Linked DNA regions of Homo sapiens: region 2 is linked to region 1. The links are chromatin contacts, found by Hi-C or POLR2A ChIA-PET in ENCODE. All regions are on one chromosome and are shown on one strand. Each heading gives the region's core, a stretch centred on a gene start or an enhancer-like site at or near the end of the contact. The rest is flanking DNA. Distances are from core to core; before and after follow the strand shown.

Region 1 (4,155 bases), core at 1,023-3,522:
AATGTTTAAAGATGGAGTAGGTAGGAGGATGAGTAAAACAAACACAAACCAGCATCCTAATCCTAATGATGGCCAAGGTTTTCAATGGAAACATACATTTTGAAATGACTCCAGTTTTAACATCTCTTTTAGAAAAAAATGCTTCTATTTATATAAACCAAATAATTTGTGATAAAATGCCTATCCATTTTTTTTTTTTTTTTGCCTTATGTCAGGGAAGGAAAGCATACCTTTTAAGTTAACTAACTTCATAATCCTTTTAACTTGTAAATCTTTTAATTGAAGGAATGTCAAAGTCTAATGTGTCAGTGGAGACTTTCAGGCACAATGTTCATTTCAATTGTGAAAAGTTAAAAGCCATAGCCCTTATTGAACATCTTCACATCCATTCCTGCTGAAAATAATGCCCAAAGGTTAGAGATGGGTATGAGAGGAGGGAGAGTGGTAATGGCAGTGGTGGTGGTGTTTTAACTGAACTTCTAAGACATGTTTTCCAAGATGTCTTTGAGGACTGCTTTGTGAAAATTAAGCTGCTAATCATGTACATGTAAATTTATGAAAGAAAACAATTAGAATTGTCATGTCATAGAGTGAAAACTTCGTTTTTACTCTGTGCTCTATAAAAGCCCAACACCTCTTTATTGCAATGTATGCCTTTCACCTTAAAAGAAAAATAAAACTGATTTTAATCGATTTTTCTCTCAGTATAGTGGATTGTCATTAACACTGTGGTAACATTTCATGTTATTGCAATCATTTTCCATGGTCATATATGTGGGGAAAATACTTAGTATCTGCTTCTGTGGGTTATAGAAACAGACGGTTTGGATAAATTACATCTGTCTAGGCAGACTCCTACTTTTTTGTTGTGTTATGTCATTCATCAGGGAAGTAATAAAATAGAGATCAGTGGTTCTGATGTAGTAACTAATACGTCAACCACAAGCTGATTTGAATAGCATTTTCATGGTGCATACCAACACTAATAACTGTGTGGTTTCCTCATAACCTCAGCAGGTTGTATTTATATACTGACAAAAGGACCATGTAAAATCCATGCACAGCTGGTCATCAGAAGGACTATAAAACACTAGGGTTTGTCATACATGTGGTAATTATAAAGTGAGGCTGTGCAGTGTTCCCTAAACCTTGAAAACAAAGCTTCAACTTAATCCTTAAGTGAACTGTTTTGGGTTGGCTTATCACACAGAAGCCCACTCAACAATACCTCCAAGGCAGTTTGTCCTTTGAAGAGAGAGGGGAAAAAAACATAAAATTCACAATAGTCAGTGTTGTGTTATTCAGTTGGTTACATATGGAAACACAAATCTTTGGATTGTCAACACTACTTTCATAACAGAAAGAAACATTTCATTTTGAAAACGTTTCCTTCCATTTTCTTTTACTGTTTGATGCTTGTTTGTACAGTTCATAATCTAATAATCTGAATTACAGCAATACTTTCTTGCATATTGTCCATGCTGAAATAAAAGTACATTGAAAGCTTTAGTTTTATGAAGTGCATACTGCATATGGAGATTTGTTTTCTAAGTAAACACTAAGCAATTTATGCACTAGTAGCATTCAAATCTCTGATGCTGTTTTGGGATAATTCTCAAGGATTTATGACTTTCATGAATTTCTCTCTAACCAACCTAGATGTACTTCAGAATTTTATCATTGTTTTTGACCAAATACCTTGAGTTTGAAGGCTGCTGTGGAAAGTACTCCATATACAAAGATTGGATAAAATCTGAGGCTTTTCAGAATGCTAAAGAAGATTTCAATTCTGCTGCCCTCCCAAAATTAAAAAACAAATCTTCAAAGCTCTGTGTTATTTTTACATTTTGTTTATGAAAATAAAATAAAATGTTGGACCACTTTTGATAATATTTAAGTTGACCAAATCACATTTGTTTTCACCAAATGAAGAAATTCTTCATTTACTGTATCACTTTAGTTTTCCTTCTCATGACTCCTTTGCCAAGAAAACAGATTTTGCAATCAGATGCCTACTAGCTGGGTGTTCATGAGCTGTGATGGATTACTTTTAATAGGTGCTATTTTCCTACTTCATTAACTGCTCTTTTTCTGATGGTGTTTTTTGGGTCAAGTTAGAAAAGAAACAAAGGTTTAACCATTTACCCAAATAGGCAATGACGCTAAGTGTATTTTTTTAAAGTTGATTATGTACACACAAGGATGTGTTTATTTTGGGAGTATGTGTGAGTAAGAGCTTGAGTGTGTGTGAATGTGTTGTTTTTTTCAACTTAAAACTCTTTGCCTGGCCAACTGCCATCTCCATGCCAGTCTCCATGGCAACTTCCTTAAGGATAAAGTAACAGAAATGTGAGGAGGCTGCCTGCCCACAAACAAAGCTGCCACAGCCCTGCCAGAGGCCTGACTAGACAGAATCCCGGAACACTCCACATTCCATGAGAGTTCTGCAGGTTACTGCAGCTAGCTCCATTTAAAGGTGCAGTGCCTCTAGTCCTGGGAGGAAAGTTTAAAAATGTCTTCTGACTAGTCTTTCCATATATTAGAATGTAGATATGCAACCCACATGTCTTGACATTATTTTTCCCTTCCCATCTACATTGAATAAACATTTTATATCTAGCATTTATTTTTTAGTGATATTTGGAAATTTGCTTGACAGAGACCTTTGCCTAATATTGTGTGTTGTATGTACATCACATCAGGATGTGATGTATGTACCTTTAAAATACTTGTATAAAATATAAAATATTGAAAAAGTGAGACTAAATATCTTGATCCATTCTGCTTTCTTAAAAAAAGTGTCTGCTTTCTAATCTTAATGGATTTATGCATGTTTTTCCAAGAAATCAATAAAATTATTAAAATTCATAGTATATTAACATATATAATATATATTATATATAACAGTAATTTTCAAATGGTAGCAATCTTCCATAGGACACTTGGCAATATCTCAGTGGATATTGGTTGTCACAACTGGGGCCATGATACTGGTATCCAGTGGTTAGAGTCCTGGGGGAGCTTTTAAATATCCTACAATCAATAGAATAGCTCCCATAGCAAAGGATTACTGGCCTGAAATGTCAATAATACGAAGGTTGGGAAACCCTAGTATACATACATAGATGTTATATATGTATGTATGTATGTGTGTATGTACATACCAATTTAAAAATAAAGATTATAAGGTGTAGAGAGCTTAAATAGGAATAAACTATGCTAAGGCAACTTTCTAAGTTGTTTTTGCTCTGTCTCCTCAAACTGGGTACCAGAACTCTGATGACAACTGTCAATCTAGAGTCCACTGTCCAGGATTATCTATACAATGTATTTAGTATCTCTATAGCAATTGTTTTTTAAGACCACAAAAGAATACCTAAGAAGACCAGGCCTAGGCTAGGGAGTAAGAACTATGTGTAGTTTACTCTGTCTCTAAGAGTGTTTTCTATGCAATGAACTATACATCATATACAAGCTGTTTTTTACCTTAACTATTAATTCTTTCCCATTAGGAATTAGTAAAATGCTTCATAATTATGGCTAAGGGAAATATTTATGATCTTCAGCATACAGATTGCTCATTTCATCTCCAAAGTTTTGCTAATACTATTCAGGCTGTTTATGTTGTTGTTACCCCATAATATTCAACACAGTGTTTATATCAGTTATGTTAACCAGTTATGGAAAATCCTGAGTTTCTGGTTACCCAAATGAAAAGTTTACTTTAAACACAAGCCAAGGAAGTTTGGTTATGTTCAGCAGTGCTACTCAAAGTATGATTTCCTAAACTGGTGAATGACTACAACCATTTGATTACTGGTCTGTAACAAAATAGGTATAGAAATTAAAAATAAGCTTTTAGAAATTTTAATAACAATTTTGTAATGTCACAGCATCTAAGCATGTCTCATCAAACAGCTTGAGGTGTTGTCAAATTCATGTGGTGAGTCATAGAGTCACTAGCTATGAACTAGTCATCATGATCTCTAGCTACGAACTGGTGTGATCATATAAACTCACATAGTGAGATAGTATGTTGGGTCTGTGATAGATTGGAAATTAATTTTAACAATAACCAAAAGTCGGCCAGGTGCAGTGGCTCACGCCTATAATCCCAGCTACTCCGGAGGCTGAGGAATGAGAATTGCTTGAACC
Region 2 (4,155 bases), core at 911-3,410, 120 kb before region 1:
TTCATTTTCTTTCACACTCAAAAGAAGATGTAAAAATGGCCAACAGATATATGAAAAGGTGCTCAACGTTACTAATTAAGAAAATACAAGTTAAAGGCACCATGATATATCACCTCACACCAGTAAGGATGACTATTAAAAAGACAAGAGATAACAAATGTTGACAAGAGTGTGGAGAAAAAGGAATGCTAGTGCACTGTTGGGAAGGTATATTGGTGCAGCCATTGTGGACAAGAGTATGAAGCCTCCTTAAAAAATTAAAATTAAAACTACCTTATAACCCAGCAATCCCTGTTCTGGGTATATACCCAAAGGGGATGAAATCACCACCTCAAAAAGATATCTACACTCCATGTTTATTGCAGAATTATTCACAATAGACAAGATATGGAAACAACCTAAATGTTCATGGATGGATGAATTAATGAAGAAATATTCAGCCTTTGAAAAAGGAGGTCCTGCCATTTGCCACAACATGGATGGACCTGGAGGACATTATTCTAAGTGAAATAAGCCAGACACAGAAGGAAAACTTGTGTGATCTCACTTATATGTAGAATTTGTAAAAGAGCTCAAATACACATATATAATGAAATAGTGGTTACCATGGGCAGGGGAATGGGAGTAGGGAGAGGCAATGGGGAGATACAGGTCAAAGGGTACAAAATAGCAGATATGTAGGAAGAGCAAATCTAGACATCTAATGTATAGCATGAAAACTAAAGTTAATAAAATTATACAGTATTAGGGATTTTTGTTCAATGGATTTTAGCTGTCCTTATCAGAAAAAAGTATGAGATGATGTCTTAATCTGCTTCACTGTGGTAACTATTTTAGTGTCTGCATGTATATCCTAATATGTAAATCTCAAATATGCACAATATTTATTCTAAAAAAACAATCAAGATTTTTATTTTATTTTATTTTATTTTGAGACGGAGTCTCACTGTGTAGCCAGGCTGGGGTGCAGTGACGTGATCTTGGCTCACTGCAACCTCTGCCTCCCGGGTCAAGCGATTCTCCTGCCTCAGCCTCCCAAATAGCTGAAACTACATGCGTGCACCACCACGCCCTGCTAATTTTTGTATTTTTAGTAGAGATGGGGTTTCATCATGTTGCTCAGGATGGTCTTGATCTCTTGACCTCATGATCCACCCACCCCGGCCTCCCAAAGTGCTGCTGGGATTGCAGGTGTTAGCCACCGCGCCTGGCCAAAATGTGCACATTTTAAGGTGTTTTCTCCCCTTAGTGTCTAGAATATCTCCTAAATATTGAATGCCTTTTGGATTTCTTTGGAAGTTTATAGCACAAATGTTTTTGGCCACCTCTTTCTATGTCCCTCCTGTAGCCTCTCCTTGGCCTTTAAGATGCAGAATAATGTAGTTGTTGAGATCTTCCTGATATAAATTTATGCCAAGTATACACATCAGCAACAATTGTACATATCACTGCTTTCCTCCTTCCAACAGGTATAAGGACTTAGTTCTCAGTCCTGGGTTTCACTTCACTGCATGCTGCTTTGTGCAATAGTTAGCAAGCATTTTAGGGGACTGGCTAAGCAAAGTTTCCAAAAATAAGAGAAATCTAGAGGCAATGAACTTCTCCAAAATTTTGAAATTAAAAACATCCTCAAAACCCAAGAAGAAACTAGTTTAATTTTGTCAAACATTATACCTAACATATAGGGTATAAAGTTGTTGTTTTGAATTACACATATCATGAGCAGCTTATAAAATTCTTTTTAGTAAGTATCAGTCCCTAAAATCTTAATATGACCCGGATTTAACCTCATCTTTCCTGTCTTTTCTCTTTCCAGATTTTATTAGCAAAATTTCTCCACTGATTATGACTTTTGAGTTACCCCTTCTTCCTCTGTAAACACTGTTTTTTTTCTATTTTTTCTAGTTATCCAAAACTGGAGTAATTGGCAAATCACTTGCACTGGAACTCAAATTCTTGTGGGTTTGCTGAGAAAAGGTTATACAGAAGTAAAACCACATATACTTGAATTTTGCATAAGGGGAACTCCAGGCCAGGGAAAGATTGTGGTTTTGTAGGAAGATCACTCTCACCCTCAAAAAGCCAAGGGCATCTTTTCTTTAAAAGAGTTCCCACTTTGTTTATGTGGGAAATTGTCCAGGGCACAGCAAGTCTCTGGCAGGACTTTGCTGGCCTTTTGCTTTCTAACTGGCTGTTGTAAGCAAAAACAGCCCTCCAGAGTCTCTGTGTTTTGGTGACATGTGCAGCTGCAGTTTTCAGGGGAGGAAAGGGGCAGGAAAGAAAAAGGAGGATATCCTAATTCCTTTCCCACCTGATGTTCTAAAATGTTGAGATTGGGTCCTTACAGCCAGGGGTCATGAACCTAAATAAAGCACAGGGTAGCCAGCAGTGCTAGAATATCCACTCCATTTTCCTTAATTCAGTCTATAAAACAGAAGTATTCTGAAGTCTGTCCATGGATTTGATTTCCTGCAGTCTGAGCTCTACTGAGAGAGAGGTGGTGGAGCTCCTTCCTCTCTGTGGTGTCTCCAGCACCCTATAAATCAGCAGCTGGCTCACAATGTGTGCCTTTATATCCCATGGCCAAATCTCTACTGGCTACTTAAGGATACATTTCTGGGTCTTTGAGATGAGAAACTACACAACAGATGAGTGAATTTTAAGGATCCTATCGGTGTAAAATATATTAGGATTTGAATTAGAATATAATGGGGGTTCAGAACCTAGACTCTAGTCTGACTGCCTGGGTTTCACATTTCAGTACTTACTAGCTGTTGGACCATAGCTACGTTTTTGTGTGTTTGTTTGTTTTTGAGACAGAGTCTGTGTCACCCAGGCTGGAGCACAGTGGTGCAGTTAAGGCTCACAGCAGCCTCAAACTCATGGGCTCAAGCGATCAGCCCCGACCTCAGCCACCTTGAGTGGCTGGGACTATGGGCGTGTACCACCACGTCAGGCTAATTTTTGCATTTTTTGTAGAGACAGGGTTTCACCATGTTGCCTAGGCTGGTCTCGAACTCTTGGGCTCGAGCAATTGGCCTGCCTCAGCCTCCCAAAGTACTGGGATTACAGGTGTGAGCCACTACGGCCAGTTTTTCTTAAAAAAACTTTCCAAGCCTCTGTTTCCTCTTCTATAAAATGGTAATAATAATAGTACCTATCTCTTGGGTTTTTGTGAGGTTTAAAAACATGATTGTTGCAAAGCCTTGGGAACAGTGCTTGGCAATAATAAACAGTAAATTTAAGTGCTGTTGTGCTTGTGGTGGTTCATAATATTGGTATTATTATTATTATTATTATTATTATTATTATTATTATTATTATTGAGATGGAGTTTCACTCTTGTTGACCAAGCTGGAGTGCAATGGCATAATCTTGGCTCACTGTAACCTCTGCCTCCCGGGTTCAAGCAATTCTCCTACCTCAGCCTCCTGATTAGCTGGGATTACAGGCGCACACCACCATGCCTGGCCAATTTTTCGTATTTTTAGTAGAGACAGGGTTTCGCCATGTTGGCCAGGCTTGTCTCAAACTCCTGACCTCAGGTGATCCTCTCACCTCGGCCTCCCAAAATGCTGGGATTACAGACATGAGCCCCTGTGCCTGGCCTGCTATTATTATTGTTATTCTATTGGCGTAACATAGATTAGGTTGTCCAGGAGTAGAGCCTGAGACAAGAATTCTGGTGCAGGTATTTATTGAGGAATTACTCTCAAGGGAAACCTGTAAGGAGTGAGAGAATTAACGTAGGACAAGGAAGAAACTAGGCAAAGATGTAGTTTTAGCAGAGGCCTCACTTCAGCCTGATCCCATGGGGACATCTTGAGTAAGAATTACAGCAAAAGTTGTCCCACTGTAAGACAAGGTGACCAAATTTGTACCCCTGAAACAATTACTCATTGGTTTTAGGTTGCCTCAAGTGCAGAAAGCATAATTCCCAGCACCTTCTGAGGGGTGGGGATGGCCTGGAAGAGGATCTGAGTAAATTAGCTAGAAATAGTAATTAATTAGGAACCAGCAGAAAAAGTCTATGGGTGCATCTCATTCATATAAATATTTCTATTGAAGTAATCATGTGCATGTGTGCCAGAAACCAGAGCACCAAAAGCACACAGGAAAAGCTGAAGGGAGAATCTTTTACAGACTTGCTTTGGG

The links. Hi-C counts contacts between places; a loop is a spot of excess contacts on that map. ChIA-PET counts read pairs that join two places held with the same protein, here RNA polymerase II (POLR2A).
Region 2: a loop to region 1 is called in a map of prostate gland, with 2.4 times the contacts of the local background. The contact joins two enhancer-like sites. A Hi-C loop is called at or near these places in 2 of 168 maps with a recorded cell type or tissue (PC-3 and prostate gland). POLR2A ChIA-PET finds 5 or more read pairs at or near these places in 3 of 52 experiments (A673, HCT116 and T-cell).

What each region holds. Positions count from the first base shown.
Region 1 is chr3:29,063,264-29,067,418 of GRCh38, forward strand. No RefSeq gene overlaps it. Among named protein-coding and RNA genes, the nearest start is that of RBMS3-AS3, 220 kb to the right of the region's middle. Within about 2 kb of position 2,273, at least 7 of the 41 ENCODE cell types and tissues checked have a DNase peak (open chromatin) inside an H3K27ac peak, as active enhancers do.
Region 2 is chr3:28,938,660-28,942,814 of GRCh38, forward strand. No RefSeq gene overlaps it. Among named protein-coding and RNA genes, the nearest start is that of RBMS3-AS3, 340 kb to the right of the region's middle. Within about 2 kb of position 2,161, at least 2 of the 41 ENCODE cell types and tissues checked have a DNase peak (open chromatin) inside an H3K27ac peak, as active enhancers do.